Regions from separate parts of the Homo sapiens genome. Here region 2 is linked to region 1. A link is a loop called in an ENCODE intact Hi-C map of the cell type or tissue named here. Cell type or tissue: breast epithelium. All regions are shown on one strand.

The links. A loop is a pair of places that touch in the nucleus more often than their neighbours do. Peaks named below come from ENCODE experiments on the same cell type or tissue, not always from the same donor. Only the 100,000 strongest peaks of a DNase experiment are listed, where the experiment ranks them.
Region 2: a loop joins it to region 1, with 3 times the contacts of the local background. A loop is called at or near these places in 1 of 110 quality-filtered maps.

Annotation. Positions count from the first base shown.
Region 1 is chr16:13,997,287-14,001,286 of GRCh38, reverse strand. It overlaps a transcript of MRTFB not described here. Among named protein-coding and RNA genes, the nearest start is that of LINC02185, 17 kb to the left of the region's middle. In breast epithelium, no CTCF peak of the experiment used is centred here; a DNase peak (open chromatin) is centred at 1,959; H3K27ac peaks cover 486 bases.
Region 2 is chr16:14,201,145-14,205,144 of GRCh38, reverse strand. The region is part of intron 3 of MRTFB (myocardin related transcription factor B); the gene reads right to left. It also overlaps the pseudogene TVP23CP2 and the pseudogene LOC124903783. Among named protein-coding and RNA genes, the nearest start is that of TRT-CGT2-1, 83 kb to the left of the region's middle. In breast epithelium, a CTCF peak has its summit at 2,312; no DNase peak of the experiment used is centred here; H3K4me3 peaks cover 561 bases; H3K27ac peaks cover 1,332 bases.

The DNA.
Region 1 (4,000 bases):
TCCTGGATCCAGCTGTGCCCGAAGCTAGGCTCTACCCTTGGCCGCCTTTGGAGCTACCCACCAAGCCAATAAATTCCCCTTTCATGTAATCCAGTGAGGATCAGTGTTTCGGTTGCTTGCAACCACAAGCGTCTTAACTGATGAAATGGCTCATTGCAAATCCTTGGCCACTGAGAGAGAAAGAACTCAAAGGGCAGGTACTGCGGACATGGGTGAGGGACGTAGTCGCTATACCCATACACCAGCATAGGAAAAGCTGTCATTGTCACAGGAAGCTCCAACATTTAGATGATCATGTATCAGGCACAGGCCAAGGGCCTGGCATGCAATGGTTTATTTAATCCTACGTTGGTTTATTTTGATCACCATTTTAAAGATTAGAAAACTGAGGCTCAGAGACCTTCTGTGGACCTCAGTGGCAGAGCTGGGTTGGGTTCCTTGACACTGTGTCGTCCCAGCCACCCTTCTGTAGTAAGCAAGTAGGTGGCTCACTGGCAAATACAAAACTCAGACACTGTGTGATGGGAAGGGGGACAAAGGGGACAGAGAGGTGTGGTTGTCAGGAGACACACAATGATACTTGTGTCCCAGGTGATGTGAACGCCACCCCCAGGAGCTGTGTGTACCCAGCCTGGATGGCTGTCCACAAGCCCTGCAGAGAGGGAATCAAACTGCTTTTACTCCTGATTGAAGATGGAAAGGCAGAAAAGGCCCTGGCTTTAGATCAGAACACATTAGCACTAAAAAGCTGTGTGATTTGGGGAAAATCATTTCATCTTTCCAAGCCCCACTGCTTTTCCCAACTGGGAAATGGGGAGACCCCGGCCCTTGACTCACTCACCTCACTGAGCTCCTGGAGCATCAGATGTGAAAGGTGATTTGCAGGATAAAAAGAGGGGCTACGGGATGGAGGGGATCAATCCCTTGACTTGCCAGCGGTGAAAGAGCAGGTGTAGACAGATAGATGTAAATCAATGACCTATGCGTCCTCCTCCCCCGCCGGGGGCTGGGAAGGGGCAGTCCAAGGGGTGACCCGAAAGGAACCCTTCTGTCCCCGAAGCAGAGAGAGATAACTGTGAAGCCAGAGAAGCGAGTGCTGCTACAGGCGCTTGGGAGTTTATTTTTACCCTGTTATCTCTATCCTGAAATGTCAGGCTTAGAGCCGCCTCTCTCTCTCTCTGTCTCTCCAGCCCCCACCCCAATGTGGCAACGCAGCCTGGAAACAGGCACCCTCTCCTCCTCTGCTTCCTCTGCCTTTCCATGAGAGTCACAGTGCTATGGTGACAGGAGGCATGGAAACACTGAAATAGAGAAGGGGGAGGCGAGACCATTTATTTGGGTCCTGGAACAGGCTTACTTCCTCCTAGAAACTGAAGGTGCAGAGGAGGCCCTCAGTGTTGTTGGGTGCCTATTGCAATGTTTCTATCATATAGGCTCTTTATGCAGCAAGGAAACCCCACTTACATTGGCTTATATAATAAAGAGCATTTAACTGGTGGAGGCCACTAAAACCTCCAGCAATAGGCCTGGCTTCAGGCGAGGCTCGATCCTGGGGCTCAATGGCTTCACAAGGACACAGCGTTCTCCATCTCTCGCTCTACCTTCTGTGGTGTTGGCTTCATCCTCAGGCACCATGCGATGCTCCCCCACAGCCCCTAACAGTTCCAGAATCTTCCCCATGGTCACAAATGCCTGCAGTGGTTCTAAACTTTGCATCTTTATACTGATGGCTCCCATGCAAAAGAGAGAAAGCTTTTTTTTTTCTTTCTTTCTTTTTTTTTTTTTTGCCAGAAGGCTCTAGACGATGTCTTCTTGAGTTTCACTGGCTCTGACTGGGTTCTGTGCCCATCCCAGAGCCAGTCACTTTGGTGTGGAGATAGGAAGTGAAAAATATTTCTGACTAGCTTGAGCCAAATCCTATTCCCAAGAACAGGAAAGCAGTGGCTTCCTGAAGGGCATTGTCCCCAAAAGGAAAGAAATATGCTGAGCCACAAGCAGCGACCTGTTATATGGTTTATTCATTTTGCAGTTTCATCCTCTCCTACCCAGGAAAGCCTCTGAGGTTAGAAGTGACTGTTCTTTTTTTTTTTTTTTTGGAGACAGAGTCTTACTCTTATCTCCCAGGCTAGAGTACAGTGACGAGATCTCAGCTCACTGCAACCTCCACCTCCTGTGTTCAAGTGATTCTCGTGCCTCAACCTCCCGAGTAGCTGGGACTACAGGCACATGCTACCACGCCTGGCTAATTTTTTGTATTTTAGTAGAGACAGGGTTTCACCATGTTGCCCAAGGTGGTCTTGAACTGAGCTCAGGCAATCTGCCTGCCTCAGCCTCCCAAAGTGCTAGGACTATAGGTGTGAGCCCCCATGACCGGCCTTTTTTTTTTTTTTTTTTTTTTTTTTTTTTTTTTTTTTTGAAACAGAGTCTCACTCTGTCACTCAGGCTGGAGTGCAGTGGCATGAACATGGCTCACTGCAGCCTCAACCTCCCAGGCTTAAGAAACAGGCCAATATTAATTTATTATCATTTTTCTTCCTTCTCCTTGTTCCTCCTCCTCCTTCTTCTCCTGTCTTCTGTCTTCCTTCTTCCCTCTTCCTCTTCTTCCTCTTCCTCCTTCACCTTCTCTTTCCCCTTCTTCTTCGAGACAGGGTCTTATTCTGTGGCCCAGGCTGGAATGCAATGGTGTGATCATAGCTCACTGCAGCCTCAAACTCCTGGGTTCAAGTGATCCTTCTGCCTCGGCCTCCTGAGTAGCTGGAACTACAGGTGTGCAACTTCATGCCCAGCTAATTTTTAAAAATTTTTGTAGAGGGTCTTGCTATGTTGCCCATGCTGGTCTTGAACTCTTGACCTCAAGAGATTCTCCTGCCTCCCAAAGTGTTGGGATTATAGGCATGAGCCACTGTGCCTGGCCAATTTCTTTTCTTTCCATCTGTAGGTTTACCTGGGGCTCTAAGTTCTAAGAATCCCAGGTCTGTTACTCCCAAAATTTCACTGAGGCCACAGATCTACCCCGAGGTAGATCAATAAGTTCAGGTTGAAGTGTCATGTTTTCACCTGCCAAAGGCTTCCTCTGCATTCAAAATAAAATTCGCACTCTACACCTGGCCTGCCTACGACTCACCCCCTTGCTGAGTTGTAGCCACACTCATTTCTTGTTATTTATTAAGCCAACCTGCTGCACGCCTCAGAGGCTTCTACTTCCTGTTTCCCTGTGTCTAGAATGCTCTTCCTTTAAATCTTTGCACAGCTGCTACTCAAATGTCACGCTCTCTGAGAGGTCTCTGACAAGTCTAGCATGTAAAACCACTTGAAATTATTGTGTTTGTTGATGGTTTGAGTATCTCCCTCCTTTCTCTAGACGGTAAGCTCCATGAGGCAAGCATCATGCTTGTCTTACTCACCTGGTTCCTGGTTCTGTGTCTAGCACAACGTAGGTACTCAAATGTTTGTTGAATAAATGAATGAAAATTCTTTTTTTTTTTTTTTTTTTTGAGATAGGGTCTTGCTCTGTCACACAGGCTGGAGCGCAGTGGTGCAAACATGACTCACTGCAACCTCCGCCTCCTGGGCTCAAGCTATCCCCCTATCTCAGCCTTCCAAGTAGCTGGGACTATAGGCACATGCCACCATACCCAGCTATTTTTTTTTTTTTGGTACAGATAGAGTCTCACTGTGTTACCCAGGCTGGTTTGAACCCCTGGGCTCAAGTAATCCTCTTGCTTCAGCCTCCCAAAGTGTTAAGATTAAAGGCATGAGCCGCCACGCCTAGCTGAAAATTCTTTTCTGAATGTCCTTGTAAACTTTTTCAGGGCAGGGCAATTTCTTACATTTTTCTTGGCTTTTACTTGGTGCCTACAAAACACTGGGCATAAAAGAGACAAAATACAATAGTATTTTTTCAAATAAACTAAAGCTCTCTGCTGAAGGGATTGGCTCAAAGTTGCCCAATAAACTAAAGCTCTCTGCTGAAGGGATTGGCTCAAAGTTGCCCTCACAT
Region 2 (4,000 bases), 200 kb before region 1:
ACTAGAGTTACCATGTATTTCCTCTGTCTTTAAGCATAGATTTTGATTCTCTGCTTCTACATACTCCGATCACTCTGTAACTACAATGATAAATATTCTTATTATTTTAGTGGCTACATAAAATACTCTGTTAGGTGGATATGGCATAGTTTACTAAATAGTCCCTGTTTATCACTTAGGTTGTTTCCAATTTTTTAACTATAAATAATGCTGTGGTGCAATTTTTGTGTATAAAGTTAATTCTTCATTTCAGTTATTCCCTTAATTTGAATTCTTAAAAGGAAGACTATTCCAATGTAATATATATAAAGCATGATCATAAAGTAATGAGACTAATTTCCTCACGTATTAACCATTGTCTTTTGCAATTGTAGCAGACATATGTGAACATGGATACAGATGGCTATTTCATTTAAAGAAAAAAATTTATTGAATTATGATCTTTCATCTCTTAGGGCTAACATTTACAGTTTTCTATTACATTTCAATAAGGAGAAAAGGGTGTATAATTTTGAAATTTTTACTTAATCCTTATTCCTTATCACAACAGATAAAAACAATATTATGTCAATAGAGGTGTTTTGAATTTGCTCTACTTTTATGCAAGAAAAGTAAAAATTTGATTTTAATCCCAATTCCAAAAAAATGAAAGGTAGCTTATCCAATGATAAACTGAAAATGTCATTCCCAGCAATATGGTAGTTTAGATATAAAGTATCTTAAGTGTTACAGCTCTTTTAGAATTTGTCTAGCGGGTTTTCCATAAAAAAAAGTATCTTCTTTTAGTTCCTTTCCCCTGCTTCTTAAATGGTTTAGAGTGCTTTTAGAACAAAATTTTAAGATTCGTTTCCAATATAAAAAAACTGTAAGGCCAAACTCGGTGCTTCATGCCTGTAATCCCAGTGTTTGGGGAGGCTGAAGAGGGAGGATGGCTTGAGACCAGGAGTTTGAGAACAGCCTGGGCAACATAGTGAGACCCTGTCTCTACCAAAGAAAAATAAAAAATAAAAAAAATTAGCTGGCATGGTAGCACACACCTGTAGTCCCAGCTACTTGGGAGGCTCTGAGGTAGGAGGATCACTTGAGCCCAGGAGTTCGAGGCTATACAGTGAGCTATGATTGTACCACGGCACTCAAGCCTGGGCAATAGAGCAAGAACTCTGTCTCAAACAAACAAATAAACACACAAAACAAAACCTTTAAAATACAATAACTTCTTTCATGTGATACTTATAACCCTAATTCAAAAATTTCACATGCTTTTTGAACCAAGATATGTCTTTCCTCTTTTGTTTCCGTAAGTAGAATGTTGAAATTTTTTTTTTTTTTTTTTTTTTTTTCGAGACAGAGTCTTCCTCTGTCGCCCAGGCTGGAGTGCAGTGGTCTGATCTCAGCTCCCTGCAACCTCTGTCTCCTGGGTTCAAGTGATTCTTGTGCCTCAGCTTCCTGAGTAGCTGGGATTACAAGTTGTGTACCACCATGCCCGGCTAATCTGTTGTATTTTTAATAGAGACGGGGTTTTCCTATGTTGACCAGGCTGGTCTCCAACTCCTGGCCTCAAGTGTTCCATCCGCGTTGGCCTCCCAAAGTGTGAAATGTTGTCTTAATATGATGTAATTAAAGTGCCTTTTCCCCCTAAAGGAAACAACACATTGTATGCAGCATATTAATAACAAAGAGCAGTTTAGTTTGAGTTGAGCAAGCCGAGGCAAAGCATGGCTCTGGCCCTGAGTTTTCAGTGGGACATAGAGGACTGTATGTTACCAAAACAATGCAAAAATGACACTTTCTGGGGAGCATAATGGCAGGCAGCCATGGTCTTGGAAATTCTTTACGAACAGCTGGATTTCAGTTATGGGTATGAAGGAGGGTGGGAAAGGGGAGAGGGGAGAGGTGATGAACAGCTATCTGTGAGTTAGAGAGAAGCTCCAATGTATATTACTTAATTACAGGACAATGGACAGAATAAACTTTAGGATCATGAGGAGTGAAAAAAAAAAGCCTGAGCAGTCAAGTGAGGATTAGATGAACCATCTCTGAAGATGGAAAACTAAAGAATACTCTAGAATTGACTATGTATTGACTCTGAAGTCAGTACTAGGTAATAAACAGATCCTAGTTTCAGTTGTTTATTTTTCAAACAGATGTCAGGGTAGTTAAGAGAATGAAGTGGTTGGACTTTGGCAAACATTTATTATGCATTGTTTAAATAGTATTAAGTGAAGGCCTGATCCTGTAAAAACAAGACAGTTTAGAAAAGCCAGCTTCCTCATATTATCTTTTGAGCTTGGATACAGGAGGGATTAATTGGATTCCATTCAATACTTGTTTCAGTGTTTGATCAGATAGCAGTGTGGTGGCCAAATGTAGAATTGCACTTGTTTAATCAGGTAAGGACTTGAAAACAATTGTACTGAAAGGGCAAAAGACTGATGAACTACTTTTCCTTTCTCTTAAAAATAAATGTTTAAAATGGTGGTGGCTATTACTAATTATTACCACTACTATTACATTAGACACTTGGTGAAAATAACACTTTTTTTCTCCAAATATAAAACCATAAGGCTTTAAAAATTTTAGTTCCACAAAGATTCACAAATTTATAGTTCTCTGCTGTGAATAGTTTATTTTGCAGTCAAAGGGGAGAAAGTCAAATCACGAAGGGTCTCCTTCTGAGCCCGGGACTCAAACAGAACACTATGTGTACTGTTAGTATCTTGATTTAAGAATCCCTGTTTTATAATACATTTTTCTTTTATTTGTTAAAATAAAGTATACATGCACATAAAAAGAGATTTTAAAAAGAAAAGTGAAAGTTAATCCATTCTACTTCAGACCTTCAGTCATTCTCCCCAGAGGTAACCACTGTTAGATTTCTATGGCTCGGAGAAGATGTCTTGTGAATTGTCCACCAATGTTATATATAACATATGCAAAGGAAGTATATGTGTCAGATAATAGTATTTATATAGTTTGGTAATTTGCTTAAAGAATATCAAGGAATCTAGCTCTTTTTTTTTTTTTTGCCTTGTAAACAGTAGAATTTTATACAAATATAAAGTTTTGCACCTTCAAAGCTATCACTCTAATAAGACACTTATTCAATTAAACAAATAATCTTAAAAACTATTTTAACAATGTACAAATACATTCACAACATAATCTGCTGATTAAGACTTCAACAAGGTTTATAATACCTACGACAGAATTTACAGATGCCTACAATAGTTTGTAGATTGGTTTAGTTTACAGTTACATAGATTGCTTTAAGAAATACCATTAATACAAATGCATAATTTACAATATCCCCATTATAGCAAGAAAACGATAGATTCAGAAAATAAAATGTCTTTTAGGCATTTATTATGCCAAGTATGTAAATGATTATTCTCATTATGACATGAGAATAATGCTCTTTTAGTGGTAAAAGCTCTATTAGCTCAAGGTCCACTGAAGAGCTTTCAATCTAGCTATCCTTTCTGTAAAATAAATAGAACAGCAGCAATCTCTGGGTATTCCTTAAACTACGATGATTCCACTTATATTAACTGGGCCTTAAGTAGATGACTTCTTACAAATAAAAATAAAATTTTATAAAGTAGTTAGTACCACTGGCCCTAACTGTTTTCACTTGCTTGCAAACATCTAAGAAATTTCCCCAGGAAGTACATATTAAAAACTAACAATTATTTCTAACTTACACAGAAGCCAAAGTGCTCACTCTTACCATGGAAGCAAAACTTTCTCCTGAAAACAATCTACAGAAATAATATGTAAACATATAGAGCTTTGAGACACACTAAGAACATCCTCCTATGTTCTATGGATCACAATGCAAAGGTCTCCATTGCCTATGTAAATGAACACTTTCGTTAACTTGGGATATACTGATATTACATGGCCGTGTGCATACCTATGGAATGTGCATACCTACACCACAGAATAAATCTTGACAATGTTTCTAGTGCCAACATATACTTTCTCGCCCCAACTGCTGGAA